Linked DNA regions of Homo sapiens: regions 2 and 3 are each linked to region 1. The links are chromatin loops, found by intact Hi-C in ENCODE. Cell type or tissue: heart left ventricle. All regions are shown on one strand.

What was found. Peaks named below come from ENCODE experiments on the same cell type or tissue, not always from the same donor. Only the 100,000 strongest peaks of a DNase experiment are listed, where the experiment ranks them.
Region 2: a loop joins it to region 1, with 2.3 times the contacts of the local background. A loop is called at or near these places in 8 of 110 quality-filtered maps.
Region 3: a loop joins it to region 1, with 2.1 times the contacts of the local background. A loop is called at or near these places in 25 of 110 quality-filtered maps.

The regions. Positions count from the first base shown.
Region 1 is chr11:120,950,009-120,958,008 of GRCh38, forward strand. It overlaps GRIK4 (glutamate ionotropic receptor kainate type subunit 4), which reads left to right. Exons shown (of 21, transcript NM_014619.5): 15 at 2,847-2,956; 16 at 6,772-6,945. LOC101929208 (a long non-coding RNA gene) reads right to left here. Exons shown (of 3, transcript NR_133004.1): 1 at 7,950-8,000; 2 at 941-1,032. Among named protein-coding and RNA genes, the nearest start is that of TBCEL, 70 kb to the right of the region's middle. RefSeq lists an enhancer at 5,492-5,992. In heart left ventricle, CTCF peaks have their summits at 3,009 (motif pointing left) and 3,210; a DNase peak (open chromatin) is centred at 2,973; H3K4me3 peaks cover 362 bases; H3K27ac peaks cover 240 bases; H3K27me3 peaks cover 440 bases.
Region 2 is chr11:121,191,115-121,199,114 of GRCh38, forward strand. It overlaps TBCEL-TECTA (TBCEL-TECTA readthrough), which reads left to right. Exons shown (of 30, transcript NM_001378761.1): 30 at 1-376. It overlaps TECTA (tectorin alpha), which reads left to right. Exons shown (of 24, transcript NM_005422.4): 24 at 1-376. Among named protein-coding and RNA genes, the nearest start is that of TECTA, 94 kb to the left of the region's middle. In heart left ventricle, a CTCF peak has its summit at 3,814 (motif pointing left); no DNase peak of the experiment used is centred here.
Region 3 is chr11:121,109,570-121,117,569 of GRCh38, forward strand. It overlaps TBCEL-TECTA (TBCEL-TECTA readthrough), which reads left to right. Exons shown (of 30, transcript NM_001378761.1): 11 at 3,503-3,640; 12 at 3,984-4,149. TECTA (tectorin alpha) reads left to right here. Exons shown (of 24, transcript NM_005422.4): 5 at 3,503-3,640; 6 at 3,984-4,149. Among named protein-coding and RNA genes, the nearest start is that of TECTA, 12 kb to the left of the region's middle. In heart left ventricle, a CTCF peak has its summit at 3,187 (motif pointing left); a DNase peak (open chromatin) is centred at 3,142.

The sequences.
Region 1 (8,000 bases):
CCCAAGCGCCAGTAACTCACATGTCTTTTGGGAAGAAAGTGATCTAAACCATCCACATAGAAAAAAATGGTAGGCATTCAGAATCTTGCAAGACACATACTTCTCTTTGGCATCATAGAGACAGCATGGATTTAGCCTAAGCCAAGGCTGTATAAGCCCAGACCCAAATCTCAAATGACTGCCCATTCCTTGCTCTTCTGGTTGGCGTCAGTCAATCACAAGTAGAATCAGATGTTGCCTTGCCAACGTGACTGATATGTTTCTGGGGGAGCTTTGTTTATGTCATGGTTTTTGTTCGTGTGATGTTCTCTGTTTTATAACTTTGGTCTCTAGGAATTTTTCCCACAGCTGTGCATCATTCCTTATCACCCATAACCAAATATGGCAGCTTTAAATAGTGCTGTCATTTTCCTCAATTTCACTTGTGATATAATCAGGTATAGATTTCTGACATTGAGCATCTAATGGGTTTTCAGATTCAGAAAGCAACAGTAATAGATTTTTCAGTTGAGAGACAGATTGAAATAGTCATAAGTGACAGGGCATGTGGAATTCATGCACATTTACTCAGAGAAACTTGGGGGTCAAAAAAGACCCCAGGAGTGGACCACACTAGTGATTTCTATTGCAGTAGGAGTATAGGCATGATCGGCTCCTTTACTGCTTCTGGACTCTGTATATGGATGCTACCCTCTCTGTGTCTTCCTGTGTCTGCCTCTGGCTCTTAGGATGATGAAGGAAACACAGTCAAGCCATGATGGACACAGGAATGATTAACTGGGGACTTGGATTCTGCTGCTCTGGAGTCCTTTGCCTTCTGTTAGAGGATTTATGTAATGACGGGATGAGCCAAGCTCAAATGATTTCCTCATTCTTCTCCTGTTCCCTTCCCTAAGTTACTGGGTTTTGTCCCCCAGATTTTTCATTTTTCCAGTAATACCTGAGTGTTGTATGCAGACTGAGCATGGATCCACAGTGGGTCAGAGAACTTGCAATTGGTATCAAAGGGCAGTTCCGTGGTCTGAGCCAATACTGTGAAAGAAAAACAGTTTCAGATAGATCACGTGAGAGGTCACTGTCATGCTGCTGAAAGGCCACAGTGCCCAAGAACAGCTGCCCTTTTTGGCAGAGGATGAGTATTTCCATCCTCTCCGTGTACCCTCCAAAGAGGAAAGTAAAACTGCACCGCAGGCCCACCGGCTCCCTAAGAAGGAAGGGAAAAGCATCCAGAAGAGGAGCGGAAAATCACCCATGATGGGGGCTATGCAAATACAACAGGAGCGTGCAGAACTGTCTCCTCCCACCTGCCTCAGATGCAGCCGTGGAAATAGCTATTGCTACTTGGAGTTTCTCAGCTTCTTCTAGCTTCCCCTGGATAATGAAAGCTCAGAAGGCTGGTTGAGTTTAGCTCGGTATTGGCAAAGGGAGTTCCCTTTTGTGTTTCTGGGAAACCCAGTGTAAAAATGACATGCCTTGATAGTGACAGTAGGTTGCGCCATGACTGATACAATTTTGAGCTTAAACGCTTACCTGTTCATAGAACCCTGAGCTTAGTACTGATTTTCAGTCCTATCCATGGACTTCCTGGATTTCTGGCATCATAGAATCATAGCGTTTTCCATTTACAATAGTCCTTAGGGTGCATCTAGTCCAGTGGTTTTATAGTAAATGAAAGAAACCAGCCTGGGACAAGACAGGGTAGCAGCATGGAGCTGCAGAGAATATGCCCTGTCTCCAGTGGGCAGCCCACACTCAGCTTCAGCCAGTTGGGAAGTTGGACTCAGTGGTGTTGGATCACCCCATTTTTTAAAAAGCCAGAAATCTAGATTTGTATGTGAAGTTACCTAATTATTTAACGCTGGCAACTAATACAAACTAGGTAGATGCTGCAGGATAAACAATTCAACTCTGTGGGCCGTATGCATCCATAAGCCACTGGTGTGTCACCTCGGATCTATTCCCACTCCAACTGAGGCCAGAAAGGGGTGGGAACTTGCCTGAGACCACACGGCTAAAGACTTGGAGCAGATGACTTAACTCCATCCTTCTCATTCCATTTTGTTTTCCCGTGAAGAATGGCGGGGAGCTTGGTGCCCAGGATTCCATTCCTGGCTCCATTGTCTGGCTCACAGGACTCTGGCCAGACTCATCCCTGGCCTTGCAACGTGTTTTCCCACGGTGCAGTGGAGTGAGCCCTGGGCTTTGAGTCAGGAAACATGGGCTTTTTTGGGTCCCGGCTCTTCCATTTACGCACTGTGGAACCTCGGGCACATCTCTGACTGCCCTCGGCTTTGGCTTCTTCACTTGTAAAATGAGAATAATAATTTGTGCCTCCCAGGACTGTTTTGAGGTTGACGGGGGAAGGTCTCACTGTGTGAGATCACCCTGCAAACAAAACCCAGAGACTCCGGTTGTATTAGCATCCTGGTGAAAAAGATGTGAGTGTCTAAGAGGGATGCTGTGGTCGAATTCAGCAATGCAGACAGCAGCAGCTCAAAGGTGCTTCCTGAGTCCATCCTCCACCCCCGATGGAGGACACAGGGTGGTACTTCGGGGCACTGAGGGTTGTTCCTCTTTGCCAGCACAAAGCCTGCCTCACCCCAGGGAGTGGCATGGCCCCTGCTGCTGTTCTGTGTCACCTGCTGAGGTCAGGGCTGGGTCGTGTCATTTGCGCAGCCCGGCAACACCCTCATTCCCAGTGTCATTTAAACCAATCACCCAGAACCCACAGAAATGGGAACTGGGGCCAGACCCACACTCACTACCTCCTCTACCCCGCCCTGCCTGCCCCAAGGTCATGTTGACTGAATATGTGCGGTGAATCTTGTTTTTCTCTCCATTTCCAGGGACGCAAACCCGGCTATTTCTCCTTCCTGGACCCATTTTCTCCGGGCGTCTGGCTCTTCATGCTTCTAGCCTATCTGGCCGTCAGCTGTGTCCTCTTCCTGGTGGCTCGGTACTCTCCTCTTCCCTTCCCTGTCCTTACACCGCCACCTCGTGTCCACCTCTGGGAACTGCATGGGGAGGGGGTGGGGAGGAGGAGAGGGGGAGGAGGAGTTGGGAAGATCTTGGTGCCAAACTAGAAGGACAGGAGAAGGACTGGGGGCCTGAAATGCTCTCTGCCCAGCTGTCGACCTCATGCTGCCCATCCAAACATTCCCCACTGTGCACGACGCAGACAGGTGGCTTGGCTTCTGCACCTCTGCCTCCTGTCCCCTCCCACTTCTCCCCAGACCCCCACCTAAGCCCCTTGCTTGTGTAGGAGCCCTGGGAAGAGAGGAGGGGTGGGGTTGGCAGGAAGATGACTCTCATTAAGCACTGTGCATTTGGCTGCCCTGGCATCAGTCATTGCCACAAAGGATCTGCCACAAAGTGCCGAATGACAAGGAACAGAGCCTGCAAATCTGGACTGGGGGCACTGGGGGCTGCAGTGGAGCAGGCCAGGGAGAAGGCTTTCTCTGCAGACAGCCTGGGCCTGCCTCTGAAAACACAGCTGCCTTGTCGAATGGGAACCATGGAGGCTGCTGGCGGGTGGCAAGGAGACGGGATGGAGAGAGGCGTTTTCAAGAAGTGCTGAGTTGAGACGCACGGGCCAGACCAGGGAGGGGGGAGAATAAGCCCTGCCCTATCCCCAGGAAACCAGGGGCTGCCCTGGCCCTTTGGAAAAACCTGAGGAGCAGCCTGAGGCTGTGGCCTCCCAAGACTGTGCACAGCAAAGGTAGTTTCGCTCCAGGCCAAGGCTGTTGGGCCAGCCTGAGCTGCAGGAGAGCCAGCTTAACCCTCCAGAAGTGGGATGAGCCCTGGTGGCTCCCAGGCCACTCACTCAGGTCCCTAGTGCTGCTAACCCTCCACTTACTGCAGTGGAGGCTCACAAAGGGCTGTTATGTGGGAGCAGAGAACTACTCAGGAGGAGCTTCTGGAATCTGTCCGTGGCTCTGGTTTGCAGGTGTCTCTTCAGTTGTTACCTTTGCCTCTAGGCCACAGTGGGAGGGCAGACAGTGTTAGAGTGCACATCCCATCTCTGTGGGGTGGGTGGGGTCTTCCCCTAGGGCACGTTCATTCACTGGATTGATGGGGGCACTTGGGGATGGAGCTGCCGCATGGTAAGCCCTAGGGAACCACGGGCTACCTAACCCCTGAGGGCACTTCCCAGACTGCCAGAGAAGGGTTGCATCAACCTGTCTGCACATACCTCTTCTAGTGGAGACCAAGGTCCCCAAGATCAGGAAGGTCTTTGGGGCCCACAAGATGCAGCCAAAAAAAGACAGGCCTTGCTGACAACCTGGTCATTTTCAAACGTGGCAGAGTTTGCTGCTTGGGCACCACCAACCCCTCTCGGGCCTGTAGGCATGGCCACTGTTGAGTATCTGCTGTCAGTGACGGCCTGCGAGATGGGGAGCTAGCACGCTGTCTGACACCTCCCCTCTCCACTTTGCCACACTGCTGCCATGTTAGGAGGCTGTCTCCGTGAGCCTGGTGCCACTGCTCTGTAATTCACACTTGCCCCTTGGATGTGAGCCCTTGCGTGTGGCATGCCACAACACTCAGGTCACCTCAAGGGCCCTGAAAAGTCTTGGGGTTTGGAGAGCAGATACATACAAGCCTGCTTCAGCATACCCACAGCAGCCTAGAGCTTTCAACCAGCCCTGGGGTGTTACGCTGCCCCTCCTCCCTCCCCTCCACATCCAAACACACCCCCTCCAGCATCTAGCATCACAGAAAGGTTAACAGAAAATGTGCTAAAGGGCTAACCATACGGCCTCTCTCTCTCACTACACACACACACACACACACACACACACACACACACACACACACACACAAACAATACTGGAGTCTAGGGTATTCTGTCTTAAGGTAGTGATTTTCAAACATGGTTCTATGGACTGCAAAGGCTCCTGGGAGCAACCAGAGCCTTTGGGGGTGGAATGACAAGAGGCTGGGCAGCCAGAGCCCTGGGTCCCCAACTCCTCCTCATCCAGACCAGCTCTACTTTTATTTCTTATATATTGTACTTCGGGTAAGATTTTACAGGGAAAAAAAAATGTCTGAAAACAACAGCTCTTAGGTAGCCATTCCCAAGAGAGCTGATCTTCAGAGTCCTGTAGGGAGCTTTTAGACATTTGAATTCCCAGGTCCCATGAGCTCAGAATCTCTAGGGGAAGGGCCTGAGAATCTGTATCTTTGAAGTTCTGCAGATCCCACCAATGGTCCGTAGGCTTGGGAGCCAACAAAGTGGGGCACCAGAGTGCCAGCCAGCTCCTCGGGACCCACACAGAGGGACAGAGCACATCTCACAGGTCAAAGGACCAATGCTGAGACGTTTGTGTTGTACTCAGGAAGGAGAGGCGCGGATGGAAACGGGAGGCAGCGACAGTGGGAACACTAAGTGCACATCAGGCCGAGTGCAGGACGGGAAAGAGCAGTGTGAAGATAACACCGAGCACACAGCACCCCGCCCTCCTGGGGGTGCACACCTGTGCATACAGTTTCTCTCGTCAGAGCTGGAAGGCTTTGCGTACAAGATGGGCCGGGGCTGCAAGCATCTCCCTGGCGGGCAGGGGAAGAGCAGGCATTCTGGGCATCAGAGGGGCCATTCAGAGAGACGCCAGTGGTGAGGCTGAGAGGGAAAGCAGGGGAGTGTCCCCACCTCACCCCAAGGCACAGAGCTTAGAGCAGCCCTTCTCAGCCCCATGCGTGCATTACACTCACTGGGGAGCTTTAAACAAACACTGATGTCCAGGCCCCACCTGAGCCAATGAAACCAGAATCTTTGGGAGTGGAACTCAAGCAGCAGCATTCTTTTTTTTTTTTTGAAAGGCTCTGGGGAGGTCTGAAACACAGACAGGGAGAGCCTGGCTTTAGACACCATCGAGGCCAGTGGCTCTCAGTATGGACACTGGCCCGGTGGCACCAGCATCATCTGGAAACTTGGGAATTCTTAGGCCTCACCCCAGACTTACCAGTGCAGAAGCATTGAGGCTGGGCCCAGCCATCTGTGTCAGCACACCGGCTTGGTGGTTCTGAGGTAGGCTAAGGCTGGAGGGCCACTGCTCTAGGCTGAGGGTCTTCAAACCGTGGTTCTAAGGGACACTAATATCTCTCTCATCACCCTGTCACTGGCAGTGACAGAACAAGCGGCTTCCCAGGCTGTCCACCTCTTGACACTCCTAGCCTCAGGGGCTCCACTTAATCTTTTTTTTTTTTTTTGAGACAGGGTCTCACTCTGTTTGTCCAGGCTGGAGTACAGTGGTGGGATCTTGGCTCACTGCAGCCTTTACCTCCCGGACTCAAGTGATTCTCCCACCTCATCCTCTTGAGTAGCTAGGATTACAGGCACACACCACCATACCTGGCTAATTTTTTTGTATTTTTTAGTAGAGACGGGTTTTCGCTGTGTTGCCCAGGCTGGTCTCGAATCCCTGGACTCAAGCAATCCACCCGCCTCGGCCTCCCAAAGTGCTGGGATTACAGGCATGAGCCACCGCACCTGGCCATCCTCTATTCTGTATTTTGGAGTTCCACATCAGAATTTATTGGGGGTAAAAATGTCTCTTTGATTAAAAAAAAGTTTGAGAACCATCAACCCAGTTCAACCCACTTATTTTATTTTATTTTTTTTTTGGTTGCGAAACTCCAAGTCCAGCAAAGGGAAGTGGCTTGCCCAAGGCCACAGGCCGGTCTCAGAGGTGAGACCAGCCAGGAGAGCCTGCCTGTGTCCCTTCACACCCCGCCTCTGTGGCACTAGTGTATGTTCCTTTTCTCCCACAGGTTGACGCCCTACGAGTGGTACAGCCCACACCCATGTGCCCAGGGCCGGTGCAACCTCCTGGTGAACCAGTACTCCCTGGGCAACAGCCTCTGGTTTCCGGTCGGGGGGTTCATGCAGCAAGGCTCCACCATCGCCCCTCGCGCCTTATCCACCCGCTGTGTCAGTGGCGTCTGGTAAGGCCCCAGGCAGAGGTGAACCAGGCCAGGTGGGGTGGGGACACAAAAGGGGCCCTCTGATAAGCCGGCTCTAGCTTCTAGAGCCCCAGAGCCTCTGCCTCTTACAGCAGACCCACGCAGGAAGCCGAGTGCTTTCTGCCAGCTCAGAAGCTTGGGGCAATGGATGGGGCCTGCTCTGTGCCATCTGGTCCCCTTCCCCTTACTCTCTGGGGTCTGGATGCAGAGGGGAGCCAAGGGAGGAAGGGAGAGGAGGTGACAAAACAGCCTTGATGAATTTCAGCAAAGCAATGGTAACTTCCTGACCTGAAAATGACCTGAGGTTTGAGAAGGCATATGCAGATTTATGCAAGTATAAGCCTGCTGGCAGGAAGTCCCTGCAGGAGGAAGCCAGCCTGGCTGCTACATCACATCCCCTCTACCAGCCTTCTGAGGCTTTGTGTCTCTGCCTCTGGCTCTGGGGGCTTGCTGGCCTGTTCACCTCAGCAGGTGTGGGAAAACGCAACTCTTGTCGTTCAGAGTTGAGCAAATGATTCAATGTGTGGGAAAGCTCTTTGAAAACTTGAAAGTGCTACATAAACATATGGACTGATCATTGTTATTAGACCATTATGGGGGCAAAGGAAAGACAAAACAAATGTGTGTGTGTGTGTGTGTGTGTGTGTGTGTGTGTAGCCTAGAGAGGCAAGTTTGCAGAACACAACTTTTTGATCCTCTCTTAAAAATCTGCTGTGGGTTTGGCTGTCATAGCATACAGGACTTACGACCTTGGTTCTCTCCCTTCCTTCTCAGCCTGTTTAGCCAAAGGAAAAGGAAAGGTGATGTTTCCACCCTTGAGTACTGGTGCCCAGAGTGGGTGGTCTGGACAGAATTACTGGAGGAGCCACTGGGCTGTTAGGAAGGTGAAAACGCAGCTGAGATAGCCATGCCTTCCTGTCTGGGGTTTCCATTATCCCTGATAAACAACAAATGTAGCACGATTTAAACCTGGGCGAGATGCTTGCCTGTTACCAGATAGTTTGGAGAAGTCACTGAATGGATCACCATGGAGAACA
Region 2 (8,000 bases), 240 kb after region 1:
AATCTGACTGGAAATCTGACCAGAGAAATCTGTCAAGCCAGTGCTATTTCTGGATCACAGTTTTTTACAGAGAGAGGGCCTGTTGGAACGATTTTGAAGTGATGACTGGAAGGTTTGACTCCCTCTAAGGAATCTTGCTGGTGTTTGGAAGTGTCCGATCTACGTTATGCACGTGTTCTGTCTATGAGGCGCTTCTCCACCCACTGTGTCCTTCAACCTTGCCATGGCAGCTTTGGCCACTGGGGATATTGTTGACCTGGGGAACCCCACCCACTCTCCTACCCCCTCGAACCCAATCCCTTCTCTTTTTACAAATCAACCAAATACTTTTTAATGTGTTTTATCCTTAAATAAACTTTGTGTTCAAGTATTCTCATTACTTGGTGGCTGGAATCATTCTTATTGATGTTAAGCTTTGTACACTAAATAGCATGCCATGAATTTTTTTTTTAAAGAAGTAGCAGCAATTGGACCAGGAAGGCACTGTTGGCCAGAACATTAATGCACCATTATATTGTTGTTCATGTGTACTTACAGAGCATTAGCAGAGCATTAAGGTTCGGTGTAGAAGAGAAGCAGGCAGCATCCTCTTTTGTAAGTGGTACAAAAACACGTATCTGCTATAATTAACTACAAAATGGAAGGCCTGCTAAATATATCCCTGGAGTGCTTTGCTTTCTAAGGGCAAAAACAAAGTAAAACCCACTTCAGGTTTATTTTGAAGTTGTCTTGGATTTAAACGGATAGCATTTTTATATTTTTCTGGGAACGCTGAAAAGCTGAGCAAAAATGCTTAGTGTTCTTTGAACATGAGTGTGAGTGAAATGGCCATTGTCTCATATGTCAAAGCACTGGCATCACACTGTCACTGGGCTGAAGAAGTGCGGTGTAGACTGAGTGTGCACTGAGCTGTTTTGTTCTCCCAGCCCCCTGGGAGAGTCAACACATTCGAGCTTATCTCAGCAGTCACACATGCTGTGCAGCTGAGCGGACAACTGGTATTGATGGAGAAAAATATGTGTCTGCTTCTGCTTGGACATCTTAAGATCTTTTGGGGAAATGCTGAGCACTGAGATGGATTAAGGAGTCAAGCCATTGTCTATTCTAGCTGAGACACAGTACTTCGTCCTCAGCAAGATAGAAATGGATGTTAGGTGTGTGATCTTTTTTTTTTTGAGACGGAGTCTGGCTCTATCGCCCAGGCTGGAGTGCAGTGGCACGATCTTGGCTCACTGCAAGCTCTGCCTCCCAGATTCACGCCATTCTCCTGCCTCAGCCTCCCAGAATAGCTGGGACTACAGGCACCCGCCACCATGCCCCGCTAATGTTTTGTATTTTTTTAGTAGAGACGGGGTTTCACCATGTTAGCCAGGATGGTCTCAATCTCCTGACTTCGCAATCTGCCTGCCTCGGCCTCCCAAAGTGCTGGGATTACAGGCATGAGCCACTGCGCCTGCTCTAAGTGTGTGTTCTTTGTTTGCATGAAAACCTGGATTCCATACTATCCCATACTTCAAGATCAGAGGATTCAGATGAGCTTATGCACCATTTCCATTCATGCCATTAAAGGTTTAGGCTTTTGAAATCAAACAGATTATGAGCTAAATATAATAATGTGTCATTTATGGTTTTACCTGAGATCCTTAGATGATTTTTTTTTTTCCCCTGAGACAGGGTCTCACTCCTGTTGCCAAGGCTGGAGTCTATTAGCATGATCTTGGCTCATTGCAGCCTCGACTTTCTGTGCTCAAGTGATCCTACTACTTCAACCTTCTTAGTAGCTGGGACTACAGGCATGCACCACCATGCCCAGCTAATTTTTTATATTTTTAGTAGAGATGAGGTTTTACCATGTTGCCCAGGCTGGTCTCGAACTCCCGGGCTCAGGCAACCCACTCACCTTGGCCTCCTAAAGTGCTGGGATTATGGGCGTGAGCCAACACACCTGCCTTTTTAGATGAATTTTAACTGAAAACATACAAGGAGGAAATGGTGTATTACTTACTTGACAACACCTCTTTATTGATTCCCATATTAAAGTCATTAGAAATTCCTCGATTAAAAATTCTAGTTTTTTTTCTTAAAGCTTTTTACTTGAAATCCTTTTTGCCACACTTTCATTCTTGGCTTTTGGTTTTCTCACTTGGTTGGCATCCTTCACATGTCTACCATCAAGATAAACCTGGTTGTAATGCCACAACAGAAAACCCCAGGCCAGGTGTGGTGGCTTATACCTATAATTCCGGCACTTTGGGAGACCCAGGCAGACAGATCACCTGAGCCCAGGATATTGAGACTAGCCTGAGCAACATAGTGAGAGCCCATCTCCACAAAAAAAATACAAAAATTAGCCAGGGGTGGTGGCGCATGCCTGTAGTCTCAGCTACTTGGGAGGCTCAGTTGGGAGGATCGCTTGAGCCTGGGCGGTTGAGGCTGCAGTGAGCCATGATCATGGCACTGCAATCCAGCCTGGACAACAGAATGAGATTTTTGTCTCAAAAAAGGAGAACACCCCCACAATCTCAGTGACTTAACAAAGGTTTCTTTCTTACTCACACAAGTCGCCCCTGCTTTCATTGTCATCCTGGAATGGAAGTTGCTGGAGGCTTTATTATCCTTCAATGTTGTCAGCTCAATGTGTGGCTTCAAGATTCACCTTTGCAAGGGAAGACAGCCTGGAGAATCCCACCGTAGCTCTTCCGTGCTTCTGCCTGAAGTGACACATATCGCTTCTGTTCCCACTTCATTGGTCAATGACAGCCAGATGGCTGTAACTGACTTTTAGAGATGAGGAAGCACAAACATCCCGTGTGCCTGGAAGGCAGAAGAACTGGAAATCAGTGGTGATGGTGCTCACATTGCCTTTGAGTCCGTCACTTCTATCTGGATTAAAGAGAAATACTTCTACAGAACTGAAAACAAACGGGCCCTTTAGTTGACTTCCTGGAAGGCAGAAGAACTGAGAGATGATCCTGACTCTTCCACTAATTCTCTACTTGAAACACAAATTATTACATGCCTCAATACCTTAATTTTCCTCTAGGTAACATAAGAACATGAAGCTTCTTTTCATATGTTCTTATGTCACAAAGTGGCACTAGACACTTGAACTGGGGAACCCCACCCACTCTCCTACCCCCTCGAACCCAATCCCTTCTCTTTTTACAAAGAGAAGCCATATGATAGTATATGTTAAGATAACTTCAGAGCATTGCCTTTTCCTGCTGCTCTAAAAGATTTACTTGCGGGGTGAAGGGGTGAGAAAGTGCATGCTTAGCAAAGGTTGAAAACGAAGTTAATTGGGAATCTTATTGACTTGGTATTTGTTTGATATCAAAAGAAACATCTTGGGGTCTGACATTTGTGACCACTGGGAATTCTGTAATTAGTTTCTCAACCAGTAGTAGGTATGTATTCTACTCAAAATTCTAACGACAAAACTTGAGAGCGCTAATTGTTTAACATTGTCTAATATTCTAGCTATTTTTAGAACCATTTGACATTTAGTGGGAGCTTGAAATCTAATAAAATTTCTTTCAACCAGAGGAATTAAGTAATTATCAAAAGACAATCATGAAGGGCTAGGGTAATAAAAAATTACTTCTTTACTAATTCTGAATTAATTTACCATCCACCCTGTTTTGAACTTCCCAGCCTTTCTCCTAAAACTCAGGGGATCTCTACAGCTTGTACTTCATTGCAATTTGGGCCTGTTTAGAAGACCATGATGATATTTTGCAGTGCCCCATACGCTGACATCTGCAGCACAGTCCAGTGAAAAAGGAAATGAAACAGCGCCCTCTAGTGTCTGCTGTTTATTTTTGCATGAAGCTCAAATGTGTATTGAACCACACCAATCGAATTATGATTCCGGTCCCCCGCCCCACTACCACCCTGAAACCTTAGACGCAGGACATTATGAGAATATAGCTTTAGAAAACACATCAAATGCCAAGGACGTTTTCTGGAGAACAGTATGGGATTTATTTTTATGCATACCGTACGCATTACTCCAGGAAATACCAGCACTTGGCATCCCATGCAAATTTTGCCCTTAATATCCGTTTCTCTAATGTGTTGACAAAAATAGCTGTCAAGAAAAATTAAGTACCTCTTTAAGATGTTGAGAAATAAACAATCTGATCAAGAAAAACCCATGCAATATTTAGTGGTCTTTTCCCCCCAGCAGAATGTGAAATACTTTCACATGCACCTACAGCACAACGGCAATAACTCTGTTCTGACTAATGGAAGGCTCTGTTTGTGATGGTTTAATTATGTTTGCTGAAATACGACTCTCATATAAGACAACATCTCCATGGCAGAGGGACAGATCTCTGTGTCTATAGATAGAAATAAAATACAAAAGACTCATCATTCCATGAAGAACTCAGCAATCAAATTCTATTTGCTAAGGAAACAAATGGAGGAAGAATGTTCACTGTACATTTCGTTGTGTGTTTCTGTTTGCATCTAGCCTCTAGGTTAGCTGTTGTTTTGTTCAGTAGCATAAGATACTGATGGTGAAATAATTTTGAAATTAAGATAGTCTCCTATTGGACGAAATAACAATCCCTTACACAAATGTAGCATCTTTCATAACAAATGCTTTGCCACTGTATTTAATATTGTTCAGTCCTAGATCATGCTGCATTCTGACAGAGAAATTAGAGGAAAAGTACTAAGTTGAAGTTATATATATCCAAAAGTACTAACTAAAGAAGAACATAAACCTACTCATATATGTATGCTTTTATGTGTAGGTTTATTTAATAATTTTTAACTTCTAATGAGACATATTAGAATGATAGTGACCTTTTGAGCCTTTTAAGAACAAACAAACTTAGAATTCTTTATTTTCTCCCCCTAACTTTTGAATTCCTTTGTGGAATACTTTAGGGTACAAAAATCCACCGATATTGCCCTATTTTAATTGGGCAAAAATACATTATTTTACTGAAAAAGATAACATTTAATTACTTTAAGGCTTGAAAACCTTTGCGTTGGATCAACCTAGTATTAGTGGAATTATTTAAATTTCAAGACTGTAGGCACATAGAAATTTGTTACTGAGTTAATTATATGTTAACCAAAGGCAGAAAAAACAAGGTTCCTAGTATTTCCCTTTTATCTGCCAAAAACATTCTTAATTTAACAGGCCATCCTGGTCCTTAAATGTGGTTTATATAACTAGGTGGGTCATTCAAATCAAGAAGTTACAAGTGTGTATTTATTCACACTTTCCATGAGTCTCTACGTTGATGACTGCAAAATGCTGTTAAGGAATATCTGCAGCCGTGCAGGGGACGGAGTCTGCTCTCCTGAAAAGTCACGATCAGAAAGCAATTTGGCAAACTAATTCGACAAGGGGAAAATGACTTAACATATAATGCAGAAGCATCTAGGTGTCATATCAGAATATTCAAAGCATAAAATGAGAAAAAGGGCTGTGGATAGCACATAACCCAATTTTTTCCCCCTAAAAAAGCCCCATATTTGAAATGCTTACTTTGAATCTCCAAGAGAGAAGAAGAGTGGAAGTATTCTGAATATTAATTTAAGATTAGCAGGAATGTAGTGAGTCTAGAGATACTTGGCCACTATGGATTTTATTCATGTCTCCTGTTGTTAGCCTGTTCTATTTGTATTCTCAACCTGGTCATGTTGATACAAAATTACTTTCATTAGTTAATTTTAAGTAGAACCCCAAAACTAAGTTGACATTTGTATCTTGTTTAGACAAATTTCCCTGAAAACACAGGCTGCCTAAATCACAGGAAAACATGTCTCCATCATACAAAGTTAAATGCTTCTTATTTTGAAGAATAGTTTCAGACAGTCACAACCCACAAGGACTTTGTTGTATTTCTAGGCATTATACTCCAGAAACACAAATTCGGCAAAAGTCAACTTTCCAGGTAGATCCCCAAAGAGGCACCCCTAACTCTTGCAAACCAAGAGACCTCACGGCAACAACTATTTCTCTGTCCTCTGCCTTAGGGTTTTGCATACTTTGTTAGGAAGATACAACTGTAGAACTTTAATGTGTGGTGATTTGATAAATTTTACAATAAAATTTGTAAAATGTATGGTTGTATTTCTAAGTCTTCTACCAGAAAGTATCATTCTGAGGTGCTCTCATGTTATAGAAACAGCAACATAAACAACAACAAAACTCCTCATCTTTGGGTCTGCTGTTAGAAGTGGGTTCTTTCAATGCCACCGCTAAAACATGCACTTGAGTCACTGATCACTGGCAAAGTCTGCTCTTATTGTTTTATTTGTAAAACAATTCCCACATTACTTATCCCAACCCTATTGTAAGTTGATTTTTTTTTTTTTTTTTTTTTTTTTTAAGACGGAGTCTCGCTCTGTCGCCCAGGCTGGAGTGTGGTGGCGCGATCTCGGCTCACTGCAAGCTCTGCCTCCCGGGTTCATGCCATTCTCCCGCCTCAGCCTCCCGAGTAACTGGGACTACAGGCGCCCACCACCACGCCCGGCTAATTTTTTTGTATTTTTAGTAGAGACGGGGTTTCACCATGTTAGCCAAGATGGTCTCGATCTCCTGACCTCGTGATCCACCCGCCTCGGCCTCCCAAGGTGCTAGGATTACAGGCGTGAGCCACAGCACCTGGCCGAGTTTTTCCTTCTCACCAGAAGAATGTAAATGTACATGGGTTGGAAAAATGAGAGTGGCAGAACCTTTTAGTTTTGTGAAGGTAGCACAAGGATATTTTGTTCCTATATGTTGCAAAGTGCAGCTGAGGATGATGGAAGGAGTGCAGAGGGCCAGGGCTGTGGGTGGCCCCTGCATTGGCCTCAACTTCTCATGGAACCCTGAGTTAGCCAGGTGGGCCAGATGCCCTTGAAGGTACAGTCAGTCTCCTTCCAAAAATGTAAAAAAAAAAAAAAAAAAAGGAAATTCACTTTACTAAAACCCCTAAGCAGATTTTTATCAAAGATAGAGAAAATGATCTTAATTCTGAGATATTTGGAAAATACTATCAGAAAGAAAACAATGAATCTCTCAGATTTAATTCAGTGAGTAAAAATCTACTGGAATCAAGAACTAAGAAATAAAATATAAACACAGGATTGCCCTGAGGAAAAAAGTTTGAATTTAACAAAGTAATTCCTTGTAGACACTAAACCAATGTAAAGCAAGCAACCAAGGGCTTTGATGCCACTGCCTTTAAATAAACACATGATTTCATAAATGGAAAAAAAGCTAAACTGATTACCTTGAAAAATGAGTAAATAAATATTAGAGCAAATCCATAGATGTATTAGCTCGTTCTTGCACTGCTGTAAAGAACTACCTGAGACTGGGTAATTTATAAAGAGAAGGTGTCTAATTGGCTCACAGTTTAGCAGGCTGTACAGGAAGTATGGTTGGGAGGCCGCAGGAAACTTACAATTGTGGCAGAAGGCAAAGCAGGCATTTCTTCACATGGCCAGAGCAAGAGGAAGAGAGAGAGCGGGAGGTGCTACTCACTTTTAAACAACTAGATCTCATGAGAACTTACTATCATGAGAACAGCAAGGGGGAAATCTGCCCCTATGATCCAATCCCCTCCCACCAGGTCCCTCCTCCAACACTGGGGATTACAATTCCACATGAGATTTGGGCGGGGACACAGACCCAAACCACATCAATAGGATACTAAGAAACACCAGTAATTTCCCCCGAGGATGCTGCGAAACAAGTTCCTTGGCCATTCCTTTAGCTATAAAGTCCCAGTTATTAAGGACATTAAGGTTCCATTTTATTTTTGCATTTTTGTGTGTATGCGTGTGTGTGTAACTTAAAGCTTCAGGGTAAAAGTTGATGAATCTTAAAATTTTTAGTATTTAGCTCTAAAATTTTATTCTCCAAAACACATCAATATTTAGCAAAGGTTCTATTTTATTTTCCCAAAGTTAGATGGCACTAGAGTTTTGTTATTCAAAATCCATTCATCTCCATTTATTAGGCTTTCAGATTCTGAGAACTTCTTCGG
Region 3 (8,000 bases), 160 kb after region 1:
AAGGAGTCTAATTATTAGAGCTAAGGAGTGTCAGTTCCCTTGAGTTAAACTAATGAGTTTTGCTACCCACTTTGCAGGAAACAGAGGGAACTATCACAGTTAACCAGCCCAGTCAGCTGTAATATTTCAGAAGATATGTCACCCCTATCACAAATCATCACTAATGCCTAAAAAAAAACCCTCAAAAACTTTCCTGCTGTAAGTGACATTGCTGTTTTGCAGGAGAGTGCTTGAGGCACTGAGACCCATTCCAGGCCACATGCTTAGGGACCCATCTAGGGACCCAAAGGTCCTTTTCTCTTGCCCGAGGTACAAGTGCCTCTCTCCATCCCTGATTTCCTCCCTCTCTCCCCAGTAAAATTTGGTTGGAAGAGAAAAATAGCGTTCCAAGTTTGGGCCCAAATGATCTGGCTCATTTTATTATGTTGTGACATCTTTTTTATTGTTACCAGGGCTGAAATTATTCATATTTGATGTTAATTAGAGTGGGCAGTGAAAGCATTTCATGAATAAAGTTTCAACATCTGCTCTGAAATCCCAAATAAGCAGTCAAATAAAAGTCAGATAAGAAAGATTATCACTGCCATTATTGCAGAGATAATCAACTTTCTACATAAAGGGACAGAATGCAGTTTTCACAAAAGCCTGCAGCTTGTTTGGGTGACTTTGCCAGTGGAGAGTTTTGAAGTAGTAGACACATCTTCAACTGTATAATTTCTAGTAAGCAAAGACACTCAAAAAATCTGCCCTCCACTTACTTAGGATTATTTCCAATTCCATCTGTTTTCCAATTTCCTTGGCAACGAGTCAATTGTGGAGGGGTGGAACAAAAACGACTGAGTTAGAGAGAGGTGAAAAAGTGCTGGGCTTGCAGTTCACAGCTGCGACACCACGAACACATTATGTTTTAGCACCTCCTAGCCAGAGCATCAAGAAGCACTTTATCGCTAAGAGGTTCTGTAGAACAGAAAGACACAAGTTTAAACAGCGATGCATTGGCTAGAAATAACCTCTAAAGAAGCACACATTTCCCTCTGTCACGTTATAGATCGCTAACGACTCCTCGGGTGATGTTTTATGTCCTTTAAGCCTCATATCTTACAGCGTTAGAATGTGGGATGCCAGCAATTGATAAATTTTAGTGTCATGGGGTTGGGGGAAGAAATGCCTATCAAATGCTGACCACCAGTTTTTCAAAAAAACTTCCATTGGCAATAAAAATGGCAAGATAATTTAGATACTTTCTGGCTTATACTTTGGAGTATATTTCTGAACTAGGTGAGAACTCTTTCTGTGAGGATGAATGAAGTAACATCTAAGTGCTTTGAGCTCCTTGGAGTAAAAAAAGATGATGTAGTTCTCTGGAGCTGCAAAAGTGTCCATCCATCCCCATCTTTGAAATTGGCCCCACCTCTTTCATCCCGTTATTCCATGTTTCCCCTTCTGTATAGAAACACATATGATCAGGCCAGCTAAACACTGGGCTTGAGAGGTCTTTCAAAGGCAAAAATTCTCATGCGACGCCAACAGAAGGGAAGGAAAAGGGACATGTTTACTTCAAGGAAGGAAAACTAATATTTACTGAGGGTTTACTATGTGTCTGGTGCTGAAGGCTATTTTTGCATATCATTTAACCCTCCCCAAAATGTTCCCGGACAAGTACTGTCTCCAATTTCAAGGGAAGGGAACAGGCCGGGAGAGGCCAAGTATCTCGTTCAAGTGGCAAGAAAAAGAATAGGATTCAAATCTCCTAGGAGACAGAGCAGGGTTCAAACCAAAGTCTTCCAACTCCAAATCCCAGACTCTTCTTTCTTCAGCTGCCTCCTGCGGGTATTGCTGAAGTCCTCAGAAGCAAAAAAGATTTTTTTATCCAGAAGAGTCTTGGAATGAACGTTGAAGAATTCTGTAGTGTGAGAATGTGTAAGAGTGAGCTGAGGTGCGTGCGGGTGGCAGTCAGCCTCTGGGGTGTCACTGGTATGGCTGGTTGGTTTAGAGGTGACTTCAGGGGTTGGAAATGGATTGCTCTTGAGATCTGCTTGGACCAAAGATATTTCCAGCTTCACTGTGGGAGAAGGAATTCCCTTCTGAAGGAGAATCTTGGTCTGAAGGAGGCTCTAGCTTTAGTCCTTGTGTGACTTTGACTTTGCCCCTGTCCCTTGAACAAGAGCCTGCTGGTGACCTTACAGCAATCTTGAGCCTACTGCTCACTCATCTCTGTGTCCCACTGTCCTCTTCTGTTGAATGGGGCCAGAGACTGAAGGCGTTTACCTGAGCAAGTCTATCACAAACGCCATCAGCCGTGGCCAGCACAGAGCATGGGAAGAAAAGTTCTTTACAAAAAGGGCTGTTCTTACTCATAGCTTGCCTCCCTTTCTGGGATCATCTAGAATGGGGAGATTTGGGGCTTCCAAGATCCTCTACCCCAGTTTGATTACACAGGATAAGGATTTGTGTCTTCCTCTGCATCAGACAGAGTGTCAGGCAGCTGGGAAAAGTGCTAGGTTTGAATAGAAAAAGGTCAATGCAGCCTCTCCTTTTAACTCTATTTCTATTAAATTTTTTGAAAACATGTGACAAGGGGTGAGGATTAGCAAGAGGAAAATATAAAGGACAGGGTTTGCTACAGCTTATTTCTGAAAACCATTTACAAGTTTCATATGAATTTAAGCAACATCTCTATCCTAAAAAGTTTAAAATGAAGACAGCATGGAATGGCAGTGCTCTGAGAGATGGACTGGGAACTCTGGCGCAAATCTCGTTTTCTGTTGCTGGGTCACTGTGAAATTTCTAGTAACTCATTTCCCGCAGTCCCTAGTTTTCTTAACTATAAGATAGGCGTGGGCCAATACGATCACCCGTCTTAGCGTTGGTCTGGGGTACAGATGAATGTTAACGATTTTCAGAAATAAAGTGATGCACAAATGCTCAATTAGAGGAGTAACTTCTCCCCAGAAAGTGCTTTTTAAAAATCACTTTCCCACTTCCATTTTTAAAAGGGGAGACATCTCATCAAGATTAATGTTGTTTTCCGGGAAGAGAGAGAGCGCAATCCGCATGGCCACTTTAATCACACGGACTGGTATCTGCTCCCTCTTCCAACCCGCTCTGCAAGGGGAACCGGTGGTTGCATCCTGGTCCCCGGCCGAGTCTTTCCTGTAGTTTATTCTCATGCTGCCATCTATAGGTGCTTTCATATTATCACACGCTTAGCCGGGCCTCTGAATTTTCTGTCTGGTAGAAGTCAGAGATATAAGTGGGCGCTGAGTCAGACTCTGGGTTTATCTCAGGCAATTTCTCTTTTAGAAGCACAGTCCCACATGTCTTGCTTTTCCCAACGGAGGCGAGAACAAATTCAGAGAGGAGTCAGAGCTGGAGGGCCTGGCTGCAGAGCAGCTCTGAGCTGCCTGTGGGTGGGGAGGGCGCAGGGTGAAGGGAGGACCTCCTTGGGGCCAGGACCTCCTGGGGAGTGCAAGTCATGAGACTGCGCATTCCCATCCTGTAGGTGAACACCTTCCAGGCCGTCCTAGTGTCCGATGGCTCCTATACATTCACCCTCTTCAATTATTACGAAATCAACTGGACCACGGGGACGGCGAGTGGCGGCGACCCCCTGACAGGTCTTGGTGGAGTGATGGCACAGGTAGGTGGCTCTCCACTTCATCCCCCGCGTGTTTCCGTCGCTGCACTCTCTGCTTCTGTGGCTCAGCATCCTGGAGGGAATCCTGCCACCAGCTTTTAACTAGAGACGCAGGTCTGATCTCGCAGGTGGACTACGAGGCTAGTCCTGCCCATGTTTGGCACCCTGACTCGGCTATGAAATGAACTAGGCAGTCCTTTCTCACCTAGAATGCTGGCCCCAGTGACTCCAGGAAAAGACGGCTCTTGATTTTAGAGGTGCTGGATTTTAAAAATAAGGTAGTTGGGCCAGTTAACCCATGGGGAATTTTTGTACTCAAAAATCTTGTCTTCCTTTTGTGCTGCAGGCAGGATTTAATGGTGGAAACCTCACCAATTTCTTCAGCCTCCCGGGGTCAAGAACCCCCGAGATCGTGAATATCCAGGAGACCACAAACGTCAATGTTCCAGGCCGCTGGGCATTTAAAGTTGATGGAAAGGAAATTGACCCAGCCAATGGCTGCACCTCAAGGGGTAAAGCTTTTCCTCTGTCTGTGGCAAGGCAGGGTTTGTTTAGTGTAGATTGACAGGCAAGCTTTTAAGCCACGGGGGCGGACTCATTCCTGATGCCTTACTCTTTTGACATCTCTCCGCTGGGTAATGGAGATCAAGGTAATTTTAGCATGTGCATTCATCACATCAGAAGCTAAAACACTGCATTCACTACCTTGTGGCTTTGGAAGTCCTTTTCTGGAGTGTGCACACAGTTATCCGTTCTGAACAACTCCGAAATGGACCAAGATCTTGAGTGATTTCTGAGCCAGAGGGACAGAAGGCAGCCCTCCTGTTTAACATTATTTTTGTTGTTGTTGTTGCCATTTCCTCCCCCCGCCCTTTATGTTTTTCTTCTCATCCTTATTCTCGCTCTGTCTTCTGCACTTTGTAGATCTACAGGAATGGGTGCAGTTGGAGTATTGCCAAGTTCCTATGAGGGTAAATCAGTACTTCCTAGTATGATTAGAAAAAAAAGAAACAAAAGTTCTCCTAAAATCTTCCCAGCATCAGCAAAACGTGCAGGAATTTGAGGAGAATCAAAGCTGACTTTGGGTATCTGTGAGTAAGCTGTAGTTGAACCTGGGTGGATGTCCTTCACATTGGGCACCCAAAGTTTGGAGCCTTTTCTGAACTATCGAACCCCTTTAGATGTGCAAACTCACCATGGACTTTCAGAGAAACATCCTGGTTTATGAATTCCTGCTTTTTTGTGTCCAAAAATATTTAGAAAACAGAATTTCTGATAATATTTCTACTTCCAGGAGTAGAAGCTACAGAAATTAGAAGAAGGAAATAATGCCTCTGTTCATTAGTCCATCCACCCACCCATCTATCCAGCTACCCACCCACCCACCCACCCATCCACCCACCCATCCATCCACCTACCCACCCACCCATCCACCCACCCATCCATCCACCTACCCACCCACCCATCCACCCACCCATCCATCCACCTAGCCACCCACCCATTCACCCACCCATCCATTTATCCATCCACCCATTCACCCACCCATCCATCCACCTACCCACCCACCCATTCACTCACCCATCCACCTACCCACCCACCCATCCACCCACCCATCCATCCACCTACCCACCCACCCATTCACCCACCCATCTATTTATCCATCTACCCATTCACCCACTCATCCACCTACCCATCCATCCATTCATCCGTCCACCCATTCACCAACCTATCCATCCACCTACCCACCCACCCATTCACCCACCCATCCATTTATCCATCCACCCATTCACCCACTCATCCACCTACCCATCCATCCATTCATCCGTCCACCCATTCACCAACCTATCCATCCACCTACCCACCCACCCATTCACCCACCCATCCATTTATCCATCCACCCATTCACCCACTCATCCACCTACCCATCCATCCATTTATCCATCCACCCATTCACCCACCCATCCATCCACCTACCCACCCACCCATTCACCCATCCATCCATTTATCCATCCACCCATTCACCCACCCATCCATCCACCTACTCACCCATCCACCAACCCATCCATCAAGTCATCCAGCCATTTAGCAAGCCATTGCATCTTTCTGAAAAGCATTTTAAGAGCCCCATTGAAATGCCAGCCACTCTGTGAGGTGCTGGAGATAAAGCTGCTCTAGCTACCATGACATTACTATGGTAGAGGAGACAGAGCCATGGGAACAATGATGACACAGCATAAGACATATTATGGTAGACACTTGTGTAGGGTACTGTGGAAACACAGAGGAAGACCATGGGAAAAGTGTTTCCAGACCTCTAAGGAAGTTTTGGATAGGAATGAGGAGGTGCCTTTATCCCCTCAGATAGAAGCTTGGACTGCTTGTCTTGGCAGCCCTGGGAGGCCTCGGGGTTCTTTCTTGGCTCAGATTCAATTTGTTGTTGTTGTTGTTGTTTTTTGTTTAGGAGACAGGGTCTCTCTCTGTCACCCAGACTGGCTAGAGAACAGTGTCGTGGTCATAGCTCACTGTAACTTTGAACTCCAAACTCCTGGGCTCAAGTAATCCTCTCACCTCAGTCTCCTGAGTAGCTGGGACTACAAGAACCACAACCATGTCAGCTAATTTTTATTTTTTGTAGAGATAGGGTCTCAGTATGTTGCCCAGGCTGGTCTCAAACTCCTGGTCTCAAGCCATCCTCCCATCTCAGCCTTCCAAAGCACTGGGATTAAAGGTGTGAGCCACTGCACCTGGGCTCAATGTGTTTAATATACAGAAAAGCCACATTCACATGGTCTGACACACCTGTGCCCTCTGCCCCTTTCCCTGTGCTGTGATTAGTGCCTTCGCTCTAAGGTAGGTCATGTGTGAAGATGGCCTGCCTGGACCCTTGCCTCTGTGGACTCTGTAAAGTCCCCCATGTTCAAAATAACAAATAAATGTTTTGCAGCTAAGCTGGTATTAACTGGATAGGAAATAATCTAGTTCCAGAGCTCATTAGGATTTGAGATTGTACCCTCCTCCCCTACAGAGTGTAAATACGGCATCACTTAAGGTCTGTGAGAGATACCAACTCAATACTACATTATCTCCCTCCCCTGTATAGCCTGGACCAGGGGCCTCAGAAGTTGCAGACTCTTACCCAAATACCTCTTCCCTTTGTCCAGGCATCACAGAGATGACTGGCTATGGCCATACAACATGAGTGCCCAGTGACAGCCTCTCACCTGGGTCCTGGGAATGAAATGCTGTGATAACGGAAAACACTGGCTTGCAGAGCTGCGGAGTTGGTCAGATGCCAGCTGTGTACACAGTCTCCACTTTGACTTCATTCTTTTCCTCCTGAGTTATAGGTTTGGGTTTCATATACGGGATGATTTCAATATCCTTATATAGACTGCTATGCATTTTTATGTGCCTCCGGACATATATCAATCTAATGAGACTGGGATTTGGCCTGGGGTATAGCAGGGGAAGTGTTCTGTAGAGCTGGTTTATTATATCATCATTCCACAAACAAAATTATCTCAAAGAGTCTACCTTTTGGTCCAAACCTCCTCTATTCAAAGGCATTTTCCTCTCACTTATTGAAAGCCTGAAAAAGCAGGGCCTGGAAATGATGCTGAGTGGAGGCTGTCACAATACATACAGCCCTGAACTAGTGCCAAGGAGTGCTGAGGATTAGGACCTGTTTTCAGGGCTGATGCACATGACTTATTGGGAATGTGACTAAATCTATTCTCTCATTTTTCAACCCTATTCTCAACAGGTATAAAATGGAATTGCCTGTTGAAACATCATTGTTCCTGTTGGGCAGATAGAGTCAAGACTGTTACTGATACACCCGCACCCTCAACTTGGGTTAACCTTGCAGCCTTGTGCTATTCACTCGATAGTCAGTTTTATAAAAACTTGAGATGTTATTTACATTTCTTAATGCTGTGTCTTTGATACTTGCCTTTTCAGACATTCTCATTTTACAAGTGCTTCTACTTCTATCAACCTGTGTCAACTTTTTTATAACATCGCTGTTCTCTGTGAGACAGGGATGAGAAACAGCAGTATCCACATTTTACAGGTTAGGAAAACAGACAGGTGGAAGTTGAATGAGTAGTCTTGGAAATGGATTGCAGATTTGTGACTGCTGCCCAGTTCTCTTGACCCCAATCCCCCAGCAAGGACTAGATCACAGTCCCCAGCCCAGACGTGTTTCTATTTCAATTAAAGGTTGATGTTAGCAACCAGAAAATTTCAAAGTTTTTTGGTGGGGAGGTCATTTATTTACAGAAATGATTTTAAAGACTGCATGTCTACCAAAGAAATAATAGTGTTTTTAAAATTATCACATCCCTTTAAACCATTCCCCTCC